2 separate regions of the Homo sapiens genome follow, and region 1 is linked to region 2. A link is a loop called in an ENCODE intact Hi-C map of the cell type or tissue named here. Cell type or tissue: ovary. All regions are shown on one strand. Each heading gives the region's core, and the rest is flanking DNA. Links, peaks and the distances in the headings are about the cores only.

The links. A loop is a pair of places that touch in the nucleus more often than their neighbours do. Peaks named below come from ENCODE experiments on the same cell type or tissue, not always from the same donor. Only the 100,000 strongest peaks of a DNase experiment are listed, where the experiment ranks them.
Region 1: it touches region 2 in a loop (2.3-fold over the local background); 63 of 110 quality-filtered maps call a loop at or near these places.

The regions. Positions count from the first base shown.
Region 1 is chr9:136,490,837-136,493,737 of GRCh38, reverse strand. No RefSeq gene overlaps it. Among named protein-coding and RNA genes, the nearest start is that of C9orf163, 8.8 kb to the right of the region's middle. In ovary, for the core only: no CTCF peak of the experiment used is centred there; no DNase peak of the experiment used is centred there.
Region 2 is chr9:136,538,509-136,541,409 of GRCh38, reverse strand. All of the region lies in intron 2 of NOTCH1 (notch receptor 1), which reads left to right. Among named protein-coding and RNA genes, the nearest start is that of NOTCH1, 6.1 kb to the left of the region's middle. RefSeq lists silencers at 1-213, 2,581-2,720 and enhancers at 1,048-1,732, 1,951-2,010, 2,021-2,110, 1,893-2,560. In ovary, for the core only: no CTCF peak of the experiment used is centred there; a DNase peak (open chromatin) is centred at 1,519.

The DNA of each region.
Region 1 (2,901 bases), core at 219-2,718, 48 kb after region 2:
GGGCAGGCCAGTGGCTTCAAACCAGAGCGGTGGGGAGTCTGAGATCCCTCTTTGGATTGCAAAGCACTGCCTGCCCTGGGCCCAGTCTCTCCAAGGAGGGATGTGAGCCCGAGGCCTCTACTATGGCTGGGGGCTGCGTCTGCCAGCCAGCGCTGGGCACCAGGACCAGGAGGGGCCACCGTGGAACTGCAGTGAGTGGCCTGACTCTTGTCTTCAAAGGGGGTGACCCAGCCGGAGTCCTGCCCATAAAACTCCCAGCACCCTGAAATTCCACTCCTGGGGGTCTGTCCGAAAGAAGTGAAAACAGGGACTCAAACAAACGCACGTGGCCACTTGCTGTCCCGGCATCACTCAGTACAGCCACAGACAGCCTGAGCGTCCACTGCCAACGACGGGTCAGCAAAACCGTCTGCTGTGACGGTGAACCTTAGTGTCAGCTTGGCCGGGCCATTTCGCCAAACGGAGTGTGTCTCTGAGGTGTTCTGGATGAGGTTCGCATTTGCATCCACAGCCCGGGTAAGGCAGTCCGCCCTCCCCAGTGTGGGTGGGCCCCGTGCGGTCCGCTGAGGCCTGGGGAGAACAATAGGCCGAGTGCCAGGGGTCCTCCCACCCAACCGCTTGCACTGGACATTGGTCTTTTCCTGCCTTCAGACTTGGACTGAAAACGTGGGCTCTTCCTGGGCCTGGAGCCCACCGGCCTTCGGACTCGCAACGCCATCAGGCCTCCTGCCTGCAACTGCAGACCCTGGGAACTGCAGGCCTCGAGGTCGTGTGGCCAATTCCCTGCAATAACCTCTCCAGTGGCACGTCTTATGGGCTCCGCTTGCCGGAAGAACCCTGACGAATGCGCACGAGGGAATATGATTCCACCGTAGAAAAGGAGGCGCTGACACCCACCATGCGGACAAGCCTTGGAAGCACGGTGCTCAGTGAAGGGTGCCGGCCGCAAAGGGCCGCAGGTGCAGTGACTCCATTTCTATGGGGTGCCTGTGGTCACCGAACCCATGGAGACAGAAAGTAGATTGATGGTTCCCAGAGCCGGGGGGAGGAGGAAAGGGGAGTGGCTGCTAAACGGCCCGGGGTTTTTTTTTGTTTTGTTTTGTTTTTATACTTTAAGTTTTAGTTTATTGTGGCACTGTTCACAATAGCAAAGACTTGGAACCAACCCAAATGTCCAACAATGATAGACTAGATTAAGAAAATGTGGCACATATATACCATGGAATACTATGCAGCCATAAAAAATGATGAGTTCATGTCCTTTGTAGGGACGTGGATGAAGACGGCCCGGGGTTTTACTTTGGAGTGACGCAAATGTTCTGGGCCCAGGGAGAGGTGGTGCGTGCACAGCCCTTCGAGTGCACTAAATGCCAATAACGCGGACACTTTTTTTTTTTTTTTTTGAGACGGAGTCTCGCTCTGTCACCCAGGCTGGAATGTGGTGGCGTGATCTTGGCTCACTGCAACCTCCGCCTCTGTGTTCAAGTGATTCTCCTGCCTCAGCCTCCAAAGTAACTGGGATTACAGGCCCCTACCACCACACCCGGCTAATTTTTTTGTATTTTTAGTAGAGATTGGGTTTCACCATGTTGGCCAGGCTGGTTTCAAACTCCTGATCTCAAGTGATCCACCCGCCTCGGCCTCTTAAAGTGCTGAGGTTACAGGCGTGAGCCACTGCACCTGGCCTAACTCGTACACTTTAAAGTGGTTAATTTTAGGTTCTGTGAGTCTCACCTCAATATGTTATTTTTTTTTTTTAATTAAAAAAAGTTTTTGAGACAGGGTCTTGCTCTGTCACCCAGGCTGGAGTGCAGTGGTGCCATGATAGCTTATTGCAGCCTCAACCTCCTGGGCCCAGGTGATCCTCCCACCTTGGTCTCTCTAGCAGCTGGGATTACAGGTGCACACCACCTCACCCACCCAATTTTTTTGTTATTTTTTGCAGAGATGGGGTCTCACTTTGTTGCCCAGGTTGGTCTCGAACTCCTGAGCTCATGCAGTCCTCTCCTCACCTTGGCCTCCCAGAGTGCTGGGATTACAGGTGTGGGCCACTGCGCCTGGCCACATATGCAACTTTAAATATTTCAGTAGCCACATTAAAAAGGTAAAAAGAAACAGGCAAAGTGTATATTAATACTACAGCTTAGTTAATCCAATATATCAAAAATATTATTTTAACACAACATAAAAAGTGAATGAGTTTTTTTTTGTTGTTTTTTGTTTTTTGAGACAGAGTCTCCCTCTGTCACCCAGGCTGGAGTGCAGTGGTGCGATCTCAGCTCACTGCAACTTCCGCCTCCCGGGTTCAAGCGATTCTCCTGCCTCAGCCTCCCGAGTAGCTGGGATTACAGGCACCTGCCACCACGCCCAGCTAATTTTTGTATTTTTAGTAGAGAGGGGGTTTCACCATGTTGGCCAGGCTGGTCTTGATCTCTTGACCTCGTGATCGGCCCACCTCGGCCTCCCAAAGTGCTGGGATTATAGGCGTAAGCCACCACGCCCGGCCGTGAATGAGATGTTTTATATTCTTTTTGTTTGTTTGTTTTTGGTACTGTGTCTTTGAAACCCAGGATGTACAGTACACTCACAGCACCCTAGATTGGGCCTGGCCACACTTTAAAAGGTGTTCAGTATCTCCAGGAGGCTCACGTCCAGATTCGGACTCTTCAGCAGGATGCCAAGGGGGCTCCAGACAGTTCCACCCAGCGCAGGAAAACACCAAGTGTATCTTCAGCCTGGTGACTCACTCCACGCCGCTGCCGGCGTGAACCCCGAGTGTGGCGCTGCGTCCCTCTGGATAGAGCAAAGGAGGGTCCCAAGAGCCCGGAGGCACCAACTCATCAGGGCCCACAAATCAGGCCCCCGGCAGGCAGGGCTGCCTCCATCCAAGAGGGAAGCACG
Region 2 (2,901 bases), core at 230-2,729:
TGTAGAAGGGGCATGGTCATGATGGGCGTCACAGTGCCTGGCTCACTAGTACTGGGTGAATCATTTCTTTCCATCCCAAAGAGAAGGAACCTTCACCGGAAGCTGCCAATCAGGTGGTTGCAGGGCCCGGGATTGGAAAAAGTGGTTTTGTTGGTGCAAAATGCCTTCCCAGGAGGTCAGAGTGTCGCCGTGGCCTGGTCAGCCAGTGGCCAGGTAGAAAGCACCTGGCAGCACATGCTGGTGGGCGGAGGATGGTTGGTCTCTGGGCAGCTGCTGTGCGAGGTGTGGCCGTGGTGGCTGTGGTCGGAGATGGTGGCCTTCTGAGCAGGCCCAGGGGGTCACTGTGGCCCTTGGCTCTTCTCTAGCCCCCTCATCAGCTCCGTCAGTGTGAGCAAGGGGTACTGAAGAGGGCTCCACCTTTTTTCTCTTTGTTTTGAGGAGAGCTGGGAAGAGCTGCAGGGACCCTATCTGTCTGGGTGAGACTACGTCCTTGGTCTGAAACGCTCTCCCAGGGCTGCCTGCGTCTGGGCTGGGCGTTGAGGCAGGGGGCAGCTAAGATGTTGGCTGCTGACGGCAGAGTCAGAATGGCACGGGGCGTCTTCCAGGAGCTGGGAGAAATGGGGGTAGGCTGTCACACCCAGCACCTCCAGGAGGATGTCCAGCTGCCTGCTGGGTGGTGCGCTTTAGCTTTGGACAACCTCGTGTCTGAGGCCTGGCCTGGCCACTAGCTCTGTGACCTTGGGTCATCAGGTCATGCAAGCCTCAGTTTCCCCAGCATGTCAGCCGGGCTGATACACGCTGGATCTCTTGGTGGTGTGTGAGGATTGCATGAGAACCGTGTGGAGAGGGCACCTGGTCAGCGCTCCTTTCTTCCCCGCCTTCTCCCCGTTGGCTGACAGTGCTGGTTTCCAGAGCCTCCTTCCTGAATGTTTAATTGATTGACGAGTGAATTCAGAGAATCCTAAAGGTGCTGCCTGGTGGGCTGGGCCTGGCACTGCCTGGGGAGGGACTTGCCGGCTCTGGGGAAGTCCATCTCCCAGGATGGCTCCAGCTCCGGGGAAGTCCATCTCCCAGGGTGGCTCCAGTTCACAGACACGTTTGAGCGCCTGCTGTGTGCTGCGTTCTGCTCCAGGCCAGGCCCCCGGTGGGGACAGGGCAGACATGGCCCCTGCTCCTGTGGAGTTCACTTCCCAGCAAGGCGTGAGAGAGGCACCTAGCTCACATGTGGGACATGTTGGGGGTGTGCCGGCCCGGTGGTGGCCTGGCATAGCTCCCGGCAGCCCCGTAAAGCTGTCTGGATCAGGCACCGATAAGTGAGAAGAAGAGACCCAGAGAAGTCGCCATCAGCCCCAGGGTCACACAGCAGTGGCAGAATTCCTACTAGCCCTGCCCCTCTCCTTCTCCCAAGCGAATGTCCCTAAACACAGCCCCAGCCAGCCTGAGCTGCCCCGTCATTTCCCGACTACAAGCGGACTGGGGGCGTGGCTTCCCCTTAAAAGAAGAGGAAGGAGGCTCAGGCGGGAAGTGACTTGGCCCTGCAGCCGGCCTGGGAGGCTGGGGAGGGACGGGGTAGCTCCTGTCACCCGGTCTGGCTCTTTCCATTGAGTCACCTGCCTCGTCTTGGGCGTGGCCAGGGGAGGAACAGGTTGATTCTCCTCCTCATGCTGAGCTGAGCGGAAAGGCCTGTGACAGGACCTCCTGTTTATGCAGAACCTGGTCTTCAAGGGCGCCAGGGTTAGAAAAACATGTTTAAAAACATGCAGCATCCGAGGTGGGCAGATCACCTGAGGTCAGGAGTTCAAGACCAGCCTGGCCAACATGGCGAAACCCCCGTCTCTACTAAAAATACAAAAATTACCCAGGCGCAGTGGCGTGTGCCTGTAATCCCAGCTACTTGGGAAGCTGAGGCAGGAGGATCCTTTGAACCCAGGAGACGGAGGCTGCAGTGAGCTGAGATCGTGCCACTGCACTCCAGCCTGGGTGACAAAGTGAGACTCTGTCTCAAAAAAACAAAAAACAACAAAAAAAACCCCACACAGTGTCAAATAGAAAGTCTCACCTACTCAGACTGGGGAGACATCAGGAACAGGAAGGCCTGGGGCGGAGACTGGGGTGGGAGCCTGGAGTGCTCTGAAGGAAGCTGGCTCCTTGGGGCAGGCCCTGCCTCTGAACAGCAGCCAACATGTTTTCCATTGAAAAGAATAATAATAGAAAAAGAGAGAGGGAGAAAGAAAACAGCAACCCTGGCAGGAAGAGGGTAGGGCAGGGCAGACAGTGCACCAGGGGAAGTGCTTCCACAGGGCAGAGCTGGGTGCGGGGACCCCCAGATGCGGGCGGCAAACTGGAGACCCCACAGGAGCCGGGACTGGCTTCATTCCTCATTCCCTGCACCTGTGATGGGCAGCAGCGGCCACCGGTGCCCACTGGGCAGTTCCAGGCCGGGCCGAGGGACTGCACCCTTTTGCTGTGGGGAGGGGACCTTTCCTGTTTCATGTCTCGTCTATAAATAGTGAAAGGATGTGGCTTTGCAGAATCGATTGGGCGTCTAGCTTGCCTTCCTCAATAATGCAGCGATGACAGCTCCACACTCAGGACGCCGCTGTTACCCAGCCTCGTAAAAGCCCTGGCAGACGGCCGCCCACCCTCCAGGTGTGCCAGTGCAGTTTTCATCCCCAGCGCACAGGTGGGAAAGCTGTGGCTGCGAGGGCGTGGGGATCTGAGGCAGGCTGGCGTCAGCTTTCACCTTCATGTGCAGGCATATCCAGAACTTTCCGGATCTTTCCCCGGGCTGAGGAGGAAATACCAGCAGCTTTAACGAGCGGCTGGCTTTGGGGCATCACACCTGTGGGCCGGGCTGCGTTTGACGGCCTCGAGTTTCCCAGGCAGCGCTGGCGCTTTCTC